Regions from separate parts of the Homo sapiens genome. Here regions 2, 3 and 4 are each linked to region 1. A link is a loop called in an ENCODE intact Hi-C map of the cell type or tissue named here. Cell type or tissue: psoas muscle. All regions are shown on one strand. Each heading gives the region's core, and the rest is flanking DNA. Links, peaks and the distances in the headings are about the cores only. Region 1 holds the start of SIX1 (SIX homeobox 1). Region 2 overlaps MNAT1 (MNAT1 component of CDK activating kinase). Region 3 overlaps MNAT1 (MNAT1 component of CDK activating kinase). Region 4 has its middle 150 kb from the start of SLC38A6.

Evidence for each region. Hi-C counts contacts between places; a loop is a spot of excess contacts. Peaks named below come from ENCODE experiments on the same cell type or tissue, not always from the same donor. Only the 100,000 strongest peaks of a DNase experiment are listed, where the experiment ranks them.
Region 2: it touches region 1 in a loop (2.7-fold over the local background); 5 of 110 quality-filtered maps call a loop at or near these places.
Region 3: a loop joins it to region 1, with 3 times the contacts of the local background. A loop is called at or near these places in 4 of 110 quality-filtered maps.
Region 4: it touches region 1 in a loop (3-fold over the local background); 5 of 110 quality-filtered maps call a loop at or near these places.

What each region holds. Positions count from the first base shown.
Region 1 is chr14:60,646,341-60,651,763 of GRCh38, reverse strand. SIX1 (SIX homeobox 1) reads left to right here and starts at 2,287. Exons shown (of 2, transcript NM_005982.4): 1 at 2,287-3,134; 2 at 5,187-5,423. The coding sequence starts at 2,575. MIR9718 (microRNA 9718) reads right to left here and starts at 3,116; the gene lies at 3,053-3,116. RefSeq lists a silencer at 2,131-2,370 and enhancers at 2,381-3,001, 3,002-3,623, 3,624-4,245, 4,246-4,868. In psoas muscle, for the core only: no CTCF peak of the experiment used is centred there; DNase peaks (open chromatin) are centred at 2,253, 3,373, 4,323, 4,583 and 5 weaker places; H3K4me3 peaks cover 5,000 bases; H3K27ac peaks cover 5,000 bases.
Region 2 is chr14:60,860,117-60,865,539 of GRCh38, reverse strand. The region is part of intron 6 of MNAT1 (MNAT1 component of CDK activating kinase); the gene reads right to left. Among named protein-coding and RNA genes, the nearest start is that of TRMT5, 120 kb to the left of the region's middle. In psoas muscle, for the core only: no CTCF peak of the experiment used is centred there; no DNase peak of the experiment used is centred there; H3K4me3 peaks cover 1,768 bases; H3K27ac peaks cover 3,943 bases.
Region 3 is chr14:60,804,419-60,809,841 of GRCh38, reverse strand. It overlaps MNAT1 (MNAT1 component of CDK activating kinase), which reads right to left. Exons shown (of 8, transcript NM_002431.4): 4 at 1,414-1,517. Among named protein-coding and RNA genes, the nearest start is that of MNAT1, 72 kb to the right of the region's middle. In psoas muscle, for the core only: no CTCF peak of the experiment used is centred there; no DNase peak of the experiment used is centred there; H3K4me3 peaks cover 1,786 bases; H3K27ac peaks cover 4,457 bases.
Region 4 is chr14:61,128,403-61,133,825 of GRCh38, reverse strand. No RefSeq gene overlaps it. Among named protein-coding and RNA genes, the nearest start is that of SLC38A6, 150 kb to the right of the region's middle. In psoas muscle, for the core only: no CTCF peak of the experiment used is centred there; DNase peaks (open chromatin) are centred at 1,794 and 3,105; H3K4me3 peaks cover 272 bases; H3K27ac peaks cover 4,457 bases.

The DNA.
Region 1 (5,423 bases), core at 308-5,307:
TCTTTTAAGAGACGTGGTTGTGCTTAAAGACCCTCCCCCCATTGTAATTGTGCGCACTTGCTCCAGACTTTAGGGTATTAACTGATTTTTAGAGCCGGGTTTAAGCCTCCGTTCCGGTCCTCACACAGCTGCCATGTCAATAAGGACTGTTTCAAGCAGAGGCATTCCTTCTGGGAGGGCACTGCAGCTCCTTAAGACTTCATGTGAAACATCATAAGCACTAAAATAAGACAGTGAGGGGAAATTACCAGACATGGCTCTGGGTTTAGCAGTGCCAGGCTTCCAGTTTAGAAAGTCATTGGGCATACTATATGGCAGAGGCTCTTTTGAAAGCATGCACACCTATTAAATGCATTTTTTTAAAAAAAAAGCCTAAGGTAATGAAATATCAGCATCTGCTTCCAAGATCTAATTGCATGGAATAAGCAAGAGTTTCAAGGATGCAGAAAACATTATGTTCAGCAGAGAAGCAGCTTCCTGTCTACTTGGAATCTCCCATGTGGCAGCCCTGAGGTGGGAACCCTTTATGAGTTTAGAATGTATGTTGCAGGGTGCACTGTACTGGGTGCATCATTTTAAAACCATATTAATAATAAAAGAGGAAACCAAGACATGCTTCTCCTTCTCCCACTTGCATCTCAATATGCAAAAGGTTCTGTAGTGCTGGGCTCTTTGGCTAAAGGAATCAAAACATATTTGAAGAAGACAAGCCAGTTTAAGGAGCCTACAGTTTGTTCTTCACCACTCACTAAGAGGGCACATTGAAATCAAAAGCATTTTTGAAGTGTACTTAGAATTCTGTTTTGAACTTATCTAATCAGAGATAAGTATAGTCATAAAGTCACTCTCCTTCCACCATTTGGCTTCCCTTATCTCCACGCATTGTTCTTATCTCCTGCTAGTCTCAGCTACTGACAATAGATTATCTTTGTTTAGAGAGGCTAATTGTTTTCAAAATCCTTTTAATTATTGCTTTGGAACTAGGTGTGCAAATGAGGCTTAAGATAATTACAACTTCACTTGTTTGTGCAGTTTTACTAAGCATTCTCCACACATAAACAAAACAGCAGATGATGGGACTTAAATTGCAGTGCATCTCTCATTCCCTGGCAGCAAAATAGGCCAGCATTGCAACACACACACACACACACATACACACACACACACACACACACACACCTCTTTATTTAATCTTCTTGGAGCCGCTGTCGTTCTCGCTTTGAGGGCAGTGTCCCTCTCAGAGCAGGGTAAGGATTATATTACAACCGGACGGTTATTGGAGCCGGGCACAGTTTTATTTAATTTACACCACATCCAGCGCCTTTCGTACGAGGTTCCCAAAGCATTTTTGCTAATAGCAAGTAAAGCCTCTCGGCATTCCTCAGTAGCAGAGGTGGCACTGCAAAACACAACCGCACAGATGGGGAAATTGAGTCCAGAAGCTTCAGGAACCTGCTGGTTTCAATCGCAGAACATTAAGATACCAAATCACAAATGAACGCTCGGAGTCTCTAGGTGCTCAGCAAGTATGCTCTAAACAGCTCTCTGCCTGGTCTCAAATCATGGAGGTCTTTTGTGAACGAGGGAAACGCTGTCCGACTGGGAGTACTTGTGCCCTTTGGAGGGTGGTGTGCAGCAGTGGGGGGAGGACAGTGGTAGTTGGTGGGGGGAGGGAGGAGGAAATAGGGTTGGACTCCTCGAGCTGAAGCCAACCCGAAGCCACTCTTCCAGAGGCTGCATGCGCGGACCCTGGTCTGCTCTTGAATTATTTATCGCGTTCCATAAGCTATTCATCAATCCATTATTTATTCATTCCAACATTAAAGTAATTAAATATGAGCTCACCGGGAGAGGGCAAGTCTGCAAGGGATGAGGACAAGAGTACGGAGGGAGAGGGGAGGAATTAAGGTTTGGAGTCATTGATTTGTGCGGAGTTGTGCGCGACTCCCCTTAGGTGATACTGGCGACGGGTCCCGCGTTGCAGGGTCCTGACGCGCTCACCCACTCCCTACCTCCCCACACCTCCGCAGCGCAGCTCCCTCAGACCCCAACTGGCTTCCCACCTTTCCTCTTCCTTCTCCTCCCACCACTCCCTACCCGCGCAGCCCCGGCAACACCCCCAACCCCCAGCTCCGCAGCCTCGCCCTCCCCGCTCTGGGCGGTGCGGCCTCTCTGCCCAGCCGGGCGGCGCGCTGGCTGGCCAGCCCCGGATAGGCGCCGCCGGCAGCCAATCAGCGTGCCGGGGACGCTGCGCGCTTTAAGGCCGCTGCGGGGAGAACAGAAACCAAGTTCCCCGGCAACTAGCAGCATCCACCGGGCGGGAGGTCGGAGGCAGCAAGGCCTTAAAGGCTACTGAGTGCGCCGGCCGTTCCGTGTCCAGAACCTCCCCTACTCCTCCGCCTTCTCTTCCTTGGCCGCCCACCGCCAAGTTCCGACTCCGGTTTTCGCCTTTGCAAAGCCTAAGGAGGAGGTTAGGAACAGCCGCGCCCCCCTCCCTGCGGCCGCCGCCCCCTGCCTCTCGGCTCTGCTCCCTGCCGCGTGCGCCTGGGCCGTGCGCCCCGGCAGGCCCCAGCCATGTCGATGCTGCCGTCGTTTGGCTTTACGCAGGAGCAAGTGGCGTGCGTGTGCGAGGTTCTGCAGCAAGGCGGAAACCTGGAGCGCCTGGGCAGGTTCCTGTGGTCACTGCCCGCCTGCGACCACCTGCACAAGAACGAGAGCGTACTCAAGGCCAAGGCGGTGGTCGCCTTCCACCGCGGCAACTTCCGTGAGCTCTACAAGATCCTGGAGAGCCACCAGTTCTCGCCTCACAACCACCCCAAACTGCAGCAACTGTGGCTGAAGGCGCATTACGTGGAGGCCGAGAAGCTGCGCGGCCGACCCCTGGGCGCCGTGGGCAAATATCGGGTGCGCCGAAAATTTCCACTGCCGCGCACCATCTGGGACGGCGAGGAGACCAGCTACTGCTTCAAGGAGAAGTCGAGGGGTGTCCTGCGGGAGTGGTACGCGCACAATCCCTACCCATCGCCGCGTGAGAAGCGGGAGCTGGCCGAGGCCACCGGCCTCACCACCACCCAGGTCAGCAACTGGTTTAAGAACCGGAGGCAAAGAGACCGGGCCGCGGAGGCCAAGGAAAGGTACGCGGCGTGCTTCCCGCGACTCGGGCGACCCTAGGAAGCCGTCCTTTCTCCTCCGCCCCCTCCCGCCCCCGCAGGCACCAGCCACCAAGTCCTCCCCGCCGGCCGGAGCCCGTCCACGGGGCGGCGCGCAGGCCCTCCGCGGCGCTGCAGCGAAAGTTCATGAACTCTGAGGTTCCTTGCTAAGGATGGGGCCTCATTTGCTTTGAGCACCCGCGCGTGGGTTTCTCTGGGATGTGAGTGTCGGGAAATATTGGCGCTAGATTTGGTCTTTATGCCTCCCTGGCTGGCCGCGGCTATGAGTGGTGGGTGGAGAGTGAGTTTCTAAATCAACGGGCAGTGAAATGTTGATTGGTGTCGCAAGGAAAGGGGTTTGGTGGGAGCTGAGGTTCGCGAACCTCTCTCCTCTTGCTCCCCAGAGGGGTGAAGCTGGCCTGAGACATTGGCTCTGCCCCCACTCCCGCCTGGTTCTCCACAGCTCTCTCTTGATAGTCTTTTGGTTTAGAGGTAGCCTGCTTCATTTCTCACTAGCTGGACAAATGGAGGAGACTTTTAAAGATACAACAAAAAGAGAGCTTTGGGGAGAGTTGGCGCTGCATTTACTCCCCGGCGCCCCAAATTAAGAAAGGGTTGATCCTCGCCGTGCTCGCTCGCGCGTGGCCCGGCACTGCAGCCCGTCGGTCTGGCTGACCGCGCCGCATGCCCAGACGAGGAAAGGGTCTCCAGTCGCAGCCCTCTCTCGCACTGGAGCTCACAAGGCAATATTTTAAAAATTGGTCTCTACTTTCCCCCACCTCGGGGCAACACCTTCGGCCACCTGGGCAGGCTCCTTCTGTTCTCTATAGCGTTTCGGACAGAGATTCAGAAGGACGGTGGGGAGGTGGCTGTGGCGGGGAGAGCGCTCCGCGAAGCCAAAGAGTTTGGGGGAAAACCTGAGCGCAGGGGCCGGTTAGGTTTTCCTTTGTTCGCTTCCAAGACTAGGGGCCGAAGATCTTGCTCCCTTTCTTGTCTTGGTGGAAAACCAGAGCCAGGATAAATTCTGCTGAAATGGGCTTGTCGGGAGACAGAGACTGTGAGGATAAGGGGAAAGAAAGGAGACAGACAGGCGCTAGGAGTCGGGAGGACTGACGAGCACTCGGAAGGCGGAAGCGGCGAGGGAAGCGAAATCCTGAAGTTAACCGGTACCGAGTGCCCGGACTGACGCCCCAGCGCGCCGCGCCCGCTGGCAGCCTGTGCGGGGCGGCGAAGTTTCCCCTGCCCAGAAAGGATGGGTTGGGGTGGGTGTTGGTAGGAAGTTTGAGAGGGGGACACGAGGGGCTGAAGAGTTAGCAAGTAACACAGGAACAGGGATTGTATGGTTGCAGTTAGCCTTTAGTTACAAAACGGCCGTCCTATAAGCCAGGCCCGAGGGCCGACTCCAGATGAAATCAGAGACTGGCTGCGCTCCCTGTGTTTACTCAGGTCACTGGGCCGCGCTGGGCACCACTTCCCATGACCTGTTCTGTGTCTGCAAAACCACCAACTCTGGGCTGGGGCAGGAAAACGGGATGTTTAATTGTCTCCTCATATGCGAACAAGGCAATGGACTTGATTCACCCCAAACATTTGTGCATTGGACTCTGTCCTCTATCATTTCTTTATCACCAATATCTATTTATTGAAAGATTTTCAGTTACATTTAAATATGTTGCTAGTTTATATGTATTTAAATGTAACTGCTTGAACAAAATTTAAAACATATATTTTGTATGTTTCAAATAAATCCTGCTAATCTATCACTTTCTGAAATCTGGAAGAGAAAAGGACCTGGCTCCTAACAGGAGGCTCTGTCCGTAGCTCTCCATTTCTCCAGGTTCCTCTGACTCCTCACCTCCCCCATTACCCTTGGGGATGGGTGGAAGGGTAGAGCTCCTCCATTTGGGTTGGTGACAGATTGCACAATGGCCCTTTCCTCCTTCCAGCTCCCCTCCCTCCATCTCACACTTTTTTTTTAACCTACTTTTTTTTTTTTTTTTTTTTTTTAACCATATGGTGTTGTCCTCTATTTCTTAGGGAGAACACCGAAAACAATAACTCCTCCTCCAACAAGCAGAACCAACTCTCTCCTCTGGAAGGGGGCAAGCCGCTCATGTCCAGCTCAGAAGAGGAATTCTCACCTCCCCAAAGTCCAGACCAGAACTCGGTCCTTCTGCTGCAGGGCAATATGGGCCACGCCAGGAGCTCAAACTATTCTCTCCCGGGCTTAACAGCCTCGCAGCCCAGTCACGGCCTGCAGACCCACCAGCATCA
Region 2 (5,423 bases), core at 260-5,259, 210 kb before region 1:
AGAAAAACATCAAGGAGACTATCTGATTAGACAAAACCTGCCTCCTTTAAAAGAGTCTGCATTAATTTTAAGAAAAACAGTATTCGCAAGAAATTTTCTGTAAAAACTTTCAGGCATAGAGCATTTTAGCTCACTTTCTTTTACTAATTTCAAAAATAATTTCCAAGAATTCCTAACTTGGCACTATAAGTGAACTTTATCCAACAATGACAACTTATACATAAGTCCAAATTTCCTAATGTAATATAGAAATGGCTTTATATAAAATTATCTACAAATACTACTACTATTACATAAGCAAAACAAAAATACCATGTAAGATTAGTAGTCTTCTAAAGCAGAAATATTTTTCCGTGAAAAGATAGAAGTTTCTTTACGCCATTATAGAGACTGAATAATTTAAGAGACCACATTTTATTTAGATTTGACTCTTCTGTGCCTAGTACAGTAGTTGGTATGTATCAGGAATATTTGTTTCATGAATGAAGAAATGTTTTAAAATGATCCCTCTAATCATCTACCCTATCTCCAAAAAAACCTACATAACAAATGTCCTCGTTCTATTTGAGGTCATTTAACAACAGAAGGAGTAGTTGTTTTGCCATTCCCATTGTAGAAAATAAGTGAAGACCTAAGCCAGACTGTCACTGATTTTACCTTTCTTCTGTCCTAAAAAGAAACAACAAACACTATGAATACTCTAACCATCCCAATCTAACTTCCCCAAACCAAATGCACATACACACAAACACCACCACCACCGCTATCACACTCATAAAACCACCATGCAATTAAATCTACTCTAAAATGCAGAAAAGAACAGAATATTTAAGACACTGACTTGATACCCTTCTCACCTGAAATTTCACATAAATTGTCTTTTATTAAAGTCAGGCAGATATGGAATGGATTACTAACAGTGCAATTGCACTAAAATGATACAGAAATATTTACTGAACATCTACTATGTGCCAAGCACTGTGTTAGGCATTACATACACATTTGAGGTAAGTATGTTTTACCTGTTTTACAGGAAAAGAAACTGAAGCTCTCCAAGACCAAGTAACCTACTCAGATTTTAAACCCTATCCTGCTAAAATCCACAAAGCACTTCTCTATTATAGAACTAAAATATGAAAATTTATTTATTAAACATTTGGTAGATGTTAGGCACTGTGAAGATATAGCAGAAAGTATACCACCACAACTGTCCCTATTTTCAAGCATTTAACAGTATCTATTTAAATTTTCATTTAAAATATATTATATTTATTAAACATTTTTAAATATAATGTGCTCATTTGTTTAAAAAAACATTAGTATATAAGTACTTTTTAAATGAAAGCTACTCTAGTTCATTAAAGCATATCAATTCATTTTTAGAAAATATTTACACTCAATTTTTCCATAACACATTCAGATTAAGGCAAATTTCATCTTTACTGAGATGTGCTACAACCTCATTAGATACTCACTTAGAAGTTGTCTTGTTTTTATAACAAGCAAAAATAATATTTTCTTCAAACAATATAAAATTGATGGCTTGTCTGTTAATGAATGTTAAACTGCATATCCTTTGAAATATGAACCAGTTTAGTAAAAAGGCTATTTCAACTAAGAAGAGTAATTCCTGGCAATGCAGAAGTAAATTGCCTTTCTAGAAAGCTGACTATACTAATCAATCCTTTAAATCACAGTTTATTGTACTTTAACAAATCACTCTTCATAATTAAGAGACATGTTTTATGAGACGAACTACAAAAACAATACAGCAAAATCACAATCCTTTATAAATTTTTCATCTGAGAACATAGGTGTGTGATCAGTGAGCATAGTGGTGGTCCCACAAATACAAGAATACACAGACTATCACATTTGTGTCCATTTTTTAAAATTAAAAAAATAACAATTTTATAGCCCTCCTTTCACTAATTAGTTAATTCATGGATAGGTATATTTAGTAAAACAATGCCCTAGAGGACAAAGAAAGCAGTTCATATGAGAGAGTTTAGTAAAACAGCTTTGGAGCCCTTCTGAAAATTACTTGATAAAAGTACTAACATTCCGTCAGTTGTTGAGACAGATGCTACTGCCAATCAGCTGCATTTGCTGAAGCACATTCTAAAGATTACTAATTAATCCCCACACTGAAACCAATGGTTGCCTGTCATTTTGCTATGATCACCATTTTTTAAAAAATAGTCACCAAAAAGAAACGAGAAAAGAGTCATGAAGTACAGCTCTAGATAAAATATAACCCCAGGTAAGCTATGCATCTACTTAGTTATATCTTTTCAGGTATTCTTTATATGAAACTCAATGCACTGGCTGGAGTCCTGGGATCTTACAGCCTCTCCACATTCTATTTCTCATTTATTTCTATTTATCACAAATGTATAAAAGTATTTTTGAGATATTTAGGAAAAAGAATCATACTGTATAAGACTGCATTTTCTTTGTTGTTGTTGTTGTTGTTGTTAAATTTCGAATCTTTCGATCACAAACTCAAGATAAATATGACTTGTAGAGACATTTTCCAGATTACACCCATATTTTTATTAAAACTCATCCACACTCCCCTGCCTTTACTCCCACCATGCACATATCCCTGCACACTTTGTTCTACCACCATCATATCCTACCTTCATTATGTGAACACTCTAAAGAATTTAACAAATATTAAAATAGTCAACGCTTCCAAATCTTGGCAATTATAAAATATCCTGAAGATCCTTAAAACTATACTAGCACAAGATGCCAAAGAAATTATTTTTAATCTGTATGAAAACATATTAACATATGTAGATAAAGATAAAAATATATTTGAAGGTTCTTATGATTTTCCATCTTTTTAATGTTTTAAGTTAACATTGATTTTTGAATCTCAAGTAACTCTATGATCTACCATGTTTCTAAAGTTGCTTTCATTCAACTGTACATGCCCTGACCTCCACAATGACCTCTACAAAAGCAGTTGTGCACTTTACTGTGGTGCAAATCCTCACGGACAAGTTGAACCTGTTCTTTTTGGCACTGAGCCCTTGTGCTGAACACACAGCTGAGATTTATTATAAAAGGGGAACTAAGGGGCATTATTTCACAACATTTATCCTTCACATACAGCCAAGTATAATCTTTTACAACCTTTGAGAGCTCTTAAATAAACAGATTTTCTCTTAATTGCACAAAGAGTTTTTTATTTGTCACCAATCGTATGGCATATTCAGATTTATTTTACATTAGGAAAAAGCTAGCACACAAAGCATATGTGCTAACAGTTATAAAAATTACTCTCCTTGCTTAATATTTATTTAAAAATCATAAGACTTTTAATCTTCAGATCTGAGGATAATTACTTGCCTTGCTGTCTTTAGCAAGAGCAAAGTAATAAAATAATTAGTAAAAACCTGCCTTCAAAGATCTGTATTTTAAACGGTAGGTTACAAAAAGCCCAACTTGCTACAACACTCTCATAGGTCTTTATTTTTATACTGTCTTGTGTTTTCTTTTTAATTTCAAAGTTCAATTGTAATTCGGGCATTCCCATAACATTTTAAAAACACTTCTCATTCTAACAACTTTGAACTGGACTCTGATATACAAGACTGCTGCCCAGCAACTTTCTCAACTCAACACATCTGATATCATGTGGGAGGGAGGAATTTCATGAGTTCTAAGAAATATCTCTAATAACAGGAATTACCACACCATTTAAGTTAATTCTTCAAGATTTGCTAATTGATCTAGCATCAAGACTTGCCTTGTTGAAAGCAAAAAAACAAATACAACCTCAAAAGTATTCTATCCTGAAAGTCAGGTTCAAACTAGCTTATCAGCTAATTGCTCAACATTAAGGACACTAAAATATGTTGATTCAGGTGAATATTTTCTTGCTCGAAATTCTTCTAATTTTTTCATTAATAGCAAGTGTACAGACAATTTTTAAGATGCCTGTAGACCTTTTCAAATTTTTTTAAAAAAATAATTCAATATTAAACTGATTTTTTTTAATGGTGAAAAAAACCTAATGACATGATTTTAGGCATTGGGAGCTCCACAGTGAGCAAAACAGGCATGTTCATACATAGTGCCAAATATGCTTTGTCTTCCCTTAACAAAGAAATTTCTTTCTTTAAACTTTAACATTTTGAACAACATAACCTTATTGTTCCAGTTCTAAGGAAGATGTTTTAAATAATTTATATCCTTAATACAGTCTCCCTATATCCAATGAATTCATGTAAATGTTCATGAGTTTGAACGTTTTTACATTTATTACTAAAACAGAAAACATTTTTTCTGGAAATATACAATCTTTTGGAAAAAAGCAATTACTTTTAAGTGTTTTTCAAGTGTTATATCTTCAAATAGATATAAATTAGCATGGAAATTACTAACCAACTATATTCATAATATTAATCTGCACTACATGAGACAAGATAAAAATTGATAATATCTATAAAAGATTCATTAAATATGTAAAAAAAAGCCTCAAGATCCTACACTATGTTCTCATATTATGTCAGCACTGGTGGTATTTTTTAAATGCCTAAGGCCTCTAACTCATTTTGAAATACATGTGCTTCAAGATTTCCATAATACCCAAAACTATTCTTGGTGAAGTAATGAGTTAACTACAGGTTAACCAACAAATAACTTAAAGAACAATCTTATTCTATATTTATTTTGTTTCTTCATACCACAACAGCTTTCCCATCTATATATCTTCTCACCAGCAAGAACACAAGCATATACACTATCAGCCTATGACTCCCCATATTAAATGTGCCCTTAGACCAACACAATGTTAAAAGCATGGGGCTTTAGAGTTCTGAACAGTCAAATCCTAGCTCTACCTTGAGCAAAAATAACTTTAAAAAAAAGTCTCAGCTGGGCATGGTGGCTCACGCCTGTAATCCCAGCACTTTGGAGGCTGAGGCGGGCGGATCACGAGGTCAGGAGATGGAGACCATCCTGGCTAACAAGGTCAAACCCCGTCTCTACTAAAAAACACAAAAAATTAGCCAGGTGTGGTGGTGGGTGCCTGTAGTCCCAGCTACTCAGAAGGCTGAGACAAGAGAATGGCGTGAACCTGGGATGGGGAGCTTGCAGTGAGCAGAGATCGCGCCACTGCACTCCAGCCTAGGCGACAGAGTAAGACTCTGTCTCAAAAAAAAAAAAAAAAGAAAAGAAAAAGAAAAAAGTCTCAGTTTTACTTGTAAAGAATTAAATAAATAAATTTAAAGGATATAAAAGAACTGTCTACAAAATGCTACCCACTATTATTACTTCATCATCATCATCAACAGGAAGAGAAGCAGGAAGAGAGGGAATATTTTGCACATCTCTACAGACTGTTGTTTAATATTACAAGATAAAATCACTAACTTCCAAAAGCCTGAAAGTTAGAACTCAAGGCATCT
Region 3 (5,423 bases), core at 130-5,129, 160 kb before region 1:
CCAGACAAAGGTACCACAAGGAAAGAAAACTGTGAGCCAATATCCCTGATGAACAAAAATGCAAAAATTCTCAACAAAATACTTATAAACTGAATCCAACTGCACATTAAAAGGATCATACAACATAACCAAGCAGGAATTATCCTTGGGATGGAAAGATGGTTTGACATACAAAATCAATTAATATACATTAACAAAATAAAGAATTAAAATCACATAATCATATCAATACATGCAGGAAAAGGCTTTGATAAAATGTAACGCCCTTTCATGATAAAAGTGGTGGCTCACATCTGTAATACCAACACCTGGGGTTAATGAAACATTTTACCTACGCATACCTATTTTGCATGTATCTTCTGATGTTCCCAGAGAAGGTTACTAGGCAAAGAGAGTAACATTAATGACATACTGATGCTCTCAGAAATAAGATACTTTTAAAAGAAAGCTAGGCTAGCTATGAATGGAATGAAAATGTAGTATCAATTCATTGAGAGTTTTACAGCAGGAAAGAAATGCTGATATAAAACACTATAAGACTACAAGGAGGAAGTCTCTTCTAAATACAAAATGAAAATATAAGCTATGTGATCCAAATATACTTGTATCCTTTTCACTGATTATTACAAAATCCTGATAAAGTATCTCAAACGTAATTACCTCTGCTTTCCCCTACAACTAGAAAGCCAAACTGTACTATAGAAATGATAGCTAAAGTGTATAAATTAGACAATTGCTCCTTTGCATGCATACAATTTTTTCTTTATAGAATACATTCTAATACATATAATAATAATGACTCCTGAGATATTTTCAAAACAAACTTCAACATGAGATCAACTAAAACAAACCAAAATCATATTTATATCTAGCAATGTTACTCTTTCGGTAAAACAAAAAAGGTAACTAATTGAGAAACCAAAGTTAACCTTAGTTTACAAATGTGTTCCTCTGATCTAATCATGAATTCATTTTAGTTTCTAATAAATAGTGTTTTTGTTTTATCTCCCTCTTGGTAGCTCCATCACCGTCTGTCTGGGTTTTCTCTCTCCTTTAGAGAAATTAATGTCCAAGGATAAAAATGAGCCTCCAGTGTTTTGTGACCACTGTCCAAATGCTCACTTACCAGAAGATTATACAGGCAGATAAAACTAGCGTTAACAATCACCTATCTTACGGATCCACTTCCTTAAGAAAGCACAGTCTAACATAATGCTGTCAAAGTGGTTTTTGCTACAGTAATGTGTGCCTGCCTACCTACATACCTATACAGCATATATTCATATTTCTGGTCTAAATTTCAGCTAAATTTTCTATAAATGTAACTGGTTTAAAGGAAGATGGCTTTTTAAAGTATCATGTGGAAACATTTGTTTCTAAGACAAAATAAGAAGAAAATACTTAGCAACCGACCAGCTTTAATTTATTTTTCTGAATAACATCTTTGTTTTCCTTTTGGTATATCTCCATTTTCTTTTTGGTGTTGTCCAAATCCACATTGTTGGTCAAGTTGAAAACTGCATTAGAAAGGAAACGATGACATGAAAAATATTTTTAATATAAATCTTGAGTAGACAATAAAAAACAAATACCACAGTGACTCATTTGTTAGGTTGTCATTCTTTATAGCTCTATTTGTGACCTTTTAATCAGCTACCTATTTTAGAGACTAGCTCTAGTTACGGCAAACATGTTTTCCAAGCCAAACACAAGGACAGACTGTCTGACTCGCACAAAATACCTAAATGTCAGGATCACTCCAGAAAACCTAAGATATGTGCTTAGATCTGATTTTTATAGTCCCCTCTCTAGCTTTAAAAGCATAAAAAAATTGTTTAAATTTTTTTAATATAAAGAGTAAGTCTGGAATCTACTACAAGAATCAGAATTTTAAAAAAAGAGTTAAAAAATCATATATTTTTATAATTTATATCAAACAAAAAACAGGTTTTATCCCCATTCCAATTGTCTCCAACATGAGTAGACACAGGCTTGAATTACTTCCCTTGTAGTCTAGCTCTAGAAACGTATGAAATAAAGGAGTTGGAACTTAAGAAGAAAAATAAAGGATAAACTGGCACCAAAACTTAAAGTAAAAGAATTTCTTAAGAGAACCACTGAGACATGTTTAGATACTACTAAATTTTCTGTAAATTACAACTCTCTTTTTATAATTCCAACTCAAAATAATTTGAATTATGAATGCCATATTCCCTTCTAATTTTCCATATGTAAATCAAAGTTACTATAATACTCTGAACAATTAAAAAAAGACCTTCTTGCTATATATAAACTCATATGGAGGAATCCATATCAGTAAGACTCTCCTGTTCCATAATTCAATTCAAGCCTCCTTTAGCTTCCCTTGTAATCTTTCTACATCCATTATTAGCCCTTCCACCCCTTCTCCAATTACTTACCACTGCTTCCTGCTTCTTGCCCTACAAACAAGACGGATCTACCCTAAATAACTCTGCTCTATCCCTTGGGTTTCTACAGATTGCTTCCCCATCTCACTCTTTCCTTTAATAGCTTATAAGAGTTGAAAAGTAACACCGGAGGACCAACACAGAGTTGCTTGTTTTGTTGAGTAAAGCCATCAAACAGACTCAAATGACCAGTTTGATCTATAATTTCATTTTTTTCTTCTCAAAAGGCCAACTTATTTCAGAACATCAATTTATCATAATCACTGTTGAAAATCCAGGCTCATTTAGGTATAAAGGCAAAAGTCTATTCAGTTTTATCATACGCAATTTTAAATCTGGAAGAATTGAGAGAAAATGAGAAGCAATTATCCTCTAGCAACTTCTCCAGTTTTTTAACATAAAGTGGGAAAGAAAATAAGTCAGGGAATCTGGCTAGGATGCAATGTGGGACAATCTTCATAAATCACACTCTAGTCCTGACACAAAACAGTCAGAGGGAGGCTCCAGACAAGCAGCACTCTCAAAAAGTTACCTCTGATCCTTAGTTAAAATGGTGATTCCACTATCTTTACCAACCACTCAAAATCTACCTCTTGTATTTAATAGGCCATCCTCTAAGCAACCAAATCCAATGATCTTTCACAACTCTCACCATCCTCAACATCTACCAGATCCAACCTCAGCCTCCCAAGTAGCTTGGATTACAGACATGCACCACCATGCCTGGCTAATTTTTGTATATTTCAGTAGAGACAGGGCTTCACCATGTTGGCCAGGCTGGTCTTGAACTCCTGGCCTCAAGTGATCCACCCGCGTTGGCCTCCCAAAGTGCTGGGATTACTGGCGTGAGCCACCATGCCCAGCCATTAACCTAGGCTATCTGATTCCAAACCTGAACTTTTATCTACAATGCCTACAAAACTAGTTGTGTCATTTCTCTCAATGCCTGAAAACCACTGCTACCTAGCAGTCCTCTGCATTTGTATGCCCCTACACTTTCCCATTTCCATACCTGTGATTAAACTGTTCCCTACCCATAGGGCTCATCTCAGTACCAACCTCAACCCAGAACAACAGTGAATATCCACATATGACTCACCCTTCTATACCCATTTTAATGACCAGCTCCTCCTTATGAGACACTTTGCAGTTACAATCTCTCCATCCCTGAATGCTTACAATACATTGTCTAATATCGCTCTGCTGGCATTTACCCACTTCCTACCCTGTATAATTATTTTCAATGTGCACATCTTGTCTGACCTATTAGAATGTTCCTTGAGGGCAGTTTCTAGGTCTGATTCATCTTTATTATCACTTCCACTACTTCTAAGGCACTCCTATTAGAATGGCAAAACTCCAATGACAACATAAAATGCTGGTGCAGATCTGGAGCAACAGGGACTCTCATTCCTTGCTGGTGGGAATGTGAAATGGTATAGCCACTTTGGAAGACAGCTTCCTAGTTTCTAACAAAACTAAACATACTCTATCATATAATCTGGCAATCAAGCACCTAGGTATTTATCCAAATGAATTGAAAACACATGTTCACACAAAAACCCACACATGAATGGTAACAGCAGCTTTATTAATCATTGCCAAAACTTGGAAGCAACCAAGACATCCTTCAGCAGATTTAAAAAAATGTAATATTATTCAGCACTAAAAAGAAATCAGCTATAAAGCCAAGACACAGAGGAGCTTTAAATGCATATTGCTAAGTGAAAGAAGCCAATCTGAAAAGGCTACATACTGTATGATTCCAACTATATAACATTCTGGAAAAGTCAAAACTATAAAAACTAAAAAGAACAGTGTTTGTCAGGGGTTGGGGTAGGGAGGAATAAACACACAGAAAAACACAAAGGATTTTTAGGACAGTTAAAATGACTCTGTATGATATAATGGTAGATACACATTATTATACGTTTGTCAAAACTCATAGGGTATACAGCACCAAAAATGAATCCTAGTGTAAACTACAGACTTTGTGTGATAATGATATCTCAATGTAGGTTCATTGATTGTAACAATGTACCACTCTGGTGCAGGATGTTAATAATGGGGGAGGCTGTGCACTGTGCACATGTAGAGGGAAGAGATATATAGGAATTCTCTATACTTTTTGCTCAATTTTGCTGTGAATCTGAAACTTCACTAAAAAAAAGTCTACTTTTAAAAAAAAAGAAAAAAGAAAAAACTTCTCATCTGGTAAGGGCTCAAGAAATACTTGTTGAATTATCATGAGAGAAAAAATAAACTAATACCCAACATTTATAATTACTTTTATAATTATAGATTTAACTAAAATAACCTTTATAATTACTGATTTGAACATGGCAAAGGAGGAAGGTTCAAAAGGACAGGACTAAATTATCTTGGTTTCTTATGGTATGAATCTACTGAAAAGTAAGCGGTCAAATTGATATCCCATGTAGAGCTCTACTAGTATGTTCAAAACAGTTTAAAAAACACTGTTTATTAGCAAACTAGACAGTTTACTACTGATTTTAACTTTTCCATTAAATAGAGCCCAGAAATAGGCAAACTTAAATCCTAAGTGAAATTAATCTGTTTTTATATAAGCAATTTCTTTTATGCTTATCAAAAACTTTATGAGTTCTGGATCACTTGAGGCCAGGAGTTTGAGACCAGCCTGGTCAACATGAGGCCCCATCTCTACCAAAAAAATAAAATTAAAAACTTTTAAAATTAAATTAACCAAGTGTGGTGGTACACACCTGTAGTCCTAGCTACTTGGGAGGTAGAGGCAGGAGGATCATTTGAGCCCAGGAGTTTCAAGCTACAGCGAGCTATGATAGTACCACTGCACTTTAGCCTGGGAGACAGAGTGAGACCCTATCTCTAAAAAATAAATGAATAAATAAAAATTTAAAAAAGAAAACTTTATGAATTCCAAAAAAAGTAAAATAATTTGTTTCAGATTTTAATTTAGAAGCAAAGGTAACAGCAATAATAAATGCAAATCAT
Region 4 (5,423 bases), core at 234-5,233, 480 kb before region 1:
CAAAATCTTCCTTCAGCTTAATCTCTCCCACTCTACGTTCCCCCGCCGCCCGTAATCCCCCTCGAATCAGCCCTGAGAAACATCGCCCATTATCTCTCCATACAACCCCCCAAAAATTTTCACCGTCCCAACACTTTACCACTATTTCCTTTTATTTTTCTTGTCAATATAAGAAGACAGGAATGTCAGGCCTCTGAGCCCAAGCTAAGCCATCATATCCCCTGTTACCTGCACGTACACATCCAAATGGCCGGTTCCTGCCTTAACTGATGACATTCCACCACAAAAGAAGTAAAAATGGCCTGTTCCTGCCTTAACTGATGACATTATCTTGTGAAATTCCTTCTCCTGGCTCATCCTGGCTCAAAAGCTCCCCTACTGAGCACCTTGTGACCCCCACTCCTGCCTGCCAGAGAACAACCCCCCTTTTTCCTTTACCTACCCAAATCCTATAAAACGGCCCCACCCCTATCTCCCTTAGCTGACTCTCTTTTCAGACTCAGCCCGCCTGCACCCAGGTGAAATAAACAGCCTTGTTGCTCACACAAAGCCTGTTTAGTGGTCTCTTCACGCGAGTGAAAATAAGAATATGTATTCATCTGTTTTCACACTGCTGTGAACAACTTCCCTGAGATTGGGTAATTTATAAAGAAGAGAGGTTTAATTGACTCACAGTTCTGCATGGTGGGGGAAGCCTCAGGAAACTTACAGTCATGGTGGAAGGGGAAGCATTCACCTTCACGAGGAGGCAGGAGAGAGAATAAAAGAGGAACTCACAAACACTTATAAAACCAGCAGACCCTGAGAGAACTCAATCACTATCACAAGAACAGCATGGGAGAAACTGCCCTCGTGATCTAGTTACCTCTCTCCCTTGACACGTGGGGATTACAATTCGAGATGAGATTGGGGTTGGGACACAGAGCCCAGCCATATCAGAATACATACCTCATATGGCTATCATGTAGACTAATAAGGAAACCTATGCATGATAGGCAGAATAGAGGCCCCTCAAAGATGTCTACGTCTTTGGGATTCTGCTGTCAAGGCCTCATCCCAGCCACATAAATCCAGGTGAGGCTAGGAGGTGTGTTCTGAGCCTCTCAGGAGCAGAGAAAACCATTTGCAGCTGGTGGCTGCCTTAGACTCATCCGAGGAATTGAAGGGTTTGATGTGTTCCTGCCTTGTCCCAGCCCATATTCTGGAAAATGCTTTATCTAAACAGCCTGGCTTTAACTGTTGTTTGGAATTTTGACTAATTTTCTTAGTGCTCCTTAAATATCTGAATTCCCAATAACCCTCATAGAAGAAGGCTGTACAACTTACTAAGCACACGAGAATTTAAATCATGTGTCCAATTCTTGGCTCTCCCTGTTACTAGTATGTGATCTTGGATAATTATCTAATCTTCCTAAAGCTCAGTTTCCTCATCTGCAAAAATCAGGCAATAGTGTGCTCCTGACAGGCTGTCGAGAGGGTTCAATGAGATGATATAAATAAAGTACTTAGCACAGTGCCTGGCAGAGAGTAAGTGCCCCAAAATGCTAGCATATATTATTAATCACCCACAGTATGCCATCACCCTGAGAGCAGGGGCTGCTGAAACAGTGCCTCTCCCACACCCAACAACATCCCGAACAACAGGGCCCCAACACATCCCATAGTCTCCAGCACAGTCTTGTGCACAGGCAGGCTACAGAAGCCCATGAAGGCCGCCAGAGAACAGAAAGATGAAGCCACATGCAGCAGCCTGGTAACCTTGGAGAAGCAGCCCCGGCATCCCAGAGACCTGACAAGTCCTTCTGCTGCTGGCTGCCACATTTGGAGCTGAGACAATCAGCCTGGCTTACATCAGTTCTCTTGAGTGGATTGTGGAGGGGCTGCTATGGGTGAGGGCGGGTGGGCTTGGTGCCGGACTGACTGCTCACTTTTTCTTCCTTCCCCATGCATGACAGAGGAAAAGGGACTGGACTTCACAGAGTGATTGGTGTTGCATTTTGTCTGTGATTTTCCATAGATGGCAGCCTCTCCTGATAAATTCCCAGGCACTTCTTGGGGGTGTAAGTGAGTGAAGGCTCTTTGCCAAGGACCTCTGACTCCCAAAGCTGGCGAGGCTGGGAGGCATTTCTCAGTCTCCCTCCCACTCTGTCTTGGCTGTGCCTCTTCCCTGCTACCCCCCTGACCCTGAGGACACCACTGCACTGATGTAGCGCCAGAGCAATGCGAAGGCACCTGAGAATAACAGAGATGGACAGCCATCTTCTTTCATTTTTGACCTCTTGGAGCTAAGACATGACTTTGAAAAAGCTCAAGGCCCTTCATTGTACAACACAAAGCAGGCTCAGGGCACCAGCTGCTTCATGATTGTTCTCTTGCTATGGAAGGCAACCCCAGCCCCCTGGAGTCTTATGCCAAGAAATCAAGATGTATGGATTATTTGGATGGAAGGAAGGAAGGAGGGAGGGAGGGTAGGAAGGAAGGAGGGAGGGAGGGAGGGAAGGAAGGAAGGAAGGAAGGAAGGAAGGAAGGAAGGAAGGAAGGAAAGAAGGAAGGAATTTAGGTCAGGAGAGGAAAGTTTGACCTTGTAGTTTGGAGGCAGGTCTATTCTAGATAGGCAATATATCTGAGCAACCAGCAAAGCCATCGAGAGAGCCCTGTGGCTGATGCTGTGGCCGGCACCACATAAAGAGCTAAAAGTGCCAGTGAAATGGATGTGGCTGCTGACCAATAACCATCATCCCCTGACAGCAGGTGCAGGGGGCAGAGGGACAAGTGGAACCTCTTTGTCTTGTCATTGCAGACCAGAGTGCCCACAGCGATGTGAAACCTATTTGTCCTGGAGGAGGAGGGAGGAGGGAAAGGGAAAAAAAACAACTGGCTCACTCTGGCTCCATAAATCACTGGAAGGGAGAGCCCTTGCCTGGTGAAGTTGGAGATTCTACCTGGAAGCTCCCTGATGGTGCACTGAGCCGGGGTGTCGTAAATCACCAGGGCTCCGCCAATGGCAGCCCTGCCCACTGGCCCATTGAAAAGGGGCTGGTTGTTTTGCTGGCAGCTGATGCAGTGCACTGTCCCAGAAAGCCGGGGACAGGTGTCTGCCAGGCCATGGACCCAGGCCTACTTTGTGTGCTTCCCTTGGGTGTGATGGGGGGAGAGAGGCGGTGGATTGCTGTCCCTGGGAACTTGGCCCGGTGGCCTGGCATAGCCGGAATGTCCTTGGCCAGCTCTTTGTGAACAGCCAGAGGCAGTCAGGAGATGCATCTCATGATCAGATGGCCTGGGCTTGTGGAGTCTTTTTCCCAGGTTTCAGAATCATCTGAGGTCACTTGAGTGTCCTTGCTGTCCTTGTTAGATCCCTCAGGTAGCTCTCTGAGTCCTAATTGTTCAGCTTGTGCTGATTTTGTTTAGCCTGGATGGGCATGCCCCAGGGGTAGATGTGTCCACATGGACCTTTAATAGTTTACCTCATTGTCCCAACCATCAAGGAGAGGGGCCATCCCCCCAAAAAGGGACAATAGCTGCCCCCTTTTACCTCCCCAGGTGGGCTACATGTATCCCCACCACCACCCTTCATCACCCTCAGAATCACATCCCTGCTCACACACCTGCAATGCCTCTTCCATCTGGCAAACGCTTGACAATGCTACTAGGCCCTCTTTGAATGTCCTGACTTCTGGACCTCCCATGACATCTCTCATCACCACCTACCAGAGAACCAACAAGAGCACTTCTTTCCTTCATTTGTTTAGTAAACAATTATTAAGCCTCTACTATGTCCCAGATGCTGTCAACACAGGAGAACACAACATGGATGCAACCTCTGCCCTCATGGAGCCAGTGGATTAGAGACACAATACACATAATAAATAAGATGGTTCCTTCAATTCATGTTTTCAAGGAAATAAACAAGAAGCTGAGAGCAAATAATGCAGTTTAAAGTACAGAAGCTGCTATAAAGGGGGTGACAGAAGAAGCCTCTGAGGAAAGGACATTTCAGCGGACACTGAAGATGGAAAGGAACAGGCTGTGCGTGGTACAGTGGGAGGAGCGGTCCAGACAGAGCGGGAAGTTTGTGCAGACAGAAGATCAGGGAACAAGGGGGACAGGGACCCCTGTGTGAGGGGAGGGGAGCACATGGTCTTGGGAAGGAGGTGGGTAGAAGTCTCTGCCCGGGTGCACTCATCCTTTGGCATTTGCCTCTCCCTTGGCAGGTCTTTCATATTCACCTCATTGGTTTACTGCCCTGGCCTCCACACTGAGTATGAGCCCTTCCAGGGCAGGGCTGCGTCGCATCCTGTGTGCATCCTTGCCCATTCGATGAGTCACAAGTAGACAAGCTGCCTATTGGGCCCTGAATACCTGAGTAGGTTTCATACCTGCCTGGCCTATCCCCTCTCCCTCCCTTCCAAAGGTAAACCAGAAGTCCCTGCTGGCCCCTCCTGTAGGAGAAGGGGATGCAGAGCCAAGTGGCTGGAGGAACTGGCCTGACTTTCATCCTGAGATAACCCTGGTACCTGAGACACAAAGTCCACAGGCTTGGAACTGCTGCAGACTCTGGGTGCTTTTCCAGCTGCTGGTGATACCAGGGGTTCTCAGCAAGGCTGAGCACCTTTTATGGACTCCCCCTGTCTTGCATGCCTGCCTGGAACTTGTGATCAGTTTCTGTCCATTGTTTAGAAAGTGTTACCATATATAATAGCTGCTAAGAACAAAAAATGACATGTGCTCATCAACATAGGATTAGATGTGTGGCAACCAGCATTGATCAGATACACACTTTCCATTTCAGTTCACCACGTGTTTCGGTGTCAGGCACAGGGTTGCCAAGAACAATGTGGCCCCTACCTTAGAGAGACTATGGTCTGGTGGAAAAAAAAAAAAACAAAAAACCAAACAGATTTGTGAACAATTAAATCGTAGAAAATATTTTATTTTATTTGCTATGATGTAGACTTCAGTTCAGCTTACAGATAATCAATTTTACCTGGGGAGGAAAGGAAGAGTAGGGGATATTGGAAAGGTTTCCATGCAGGAGAAAGTGAGTTCACATCAACCAAGCAGGCAGGAGAGAAAAGGCCCTTCAGGGAGAGGGAGCAGTGTGAGCAAAGAAACAGGAAATGGTATGTTTGTTGCATTAACTGTAAGAATATTTGACAAGGTTTGAGAGTCAGAGGCCAGGGGCAGCAGTCAGGCTACGGAGGGATTTGTGTGCTGGGCTCAGGAGCTTGGGCTTGATCCCACTGGCATAGGGAGCACCGCTGAAGAGCTTTAGGTAGGAAAGGGGGTGGTAAGGTCATATTTACCTCAGGGAGAGATTGCTGGACTGGCAGTGTGGAGACTGGAGGAGAAGAGTTCAACTCAGGAGGCCAGGCAATTAGTCCTGGCACAAGTGAGAACTGTCACTGGGCGTAGCCAGGGGCTGG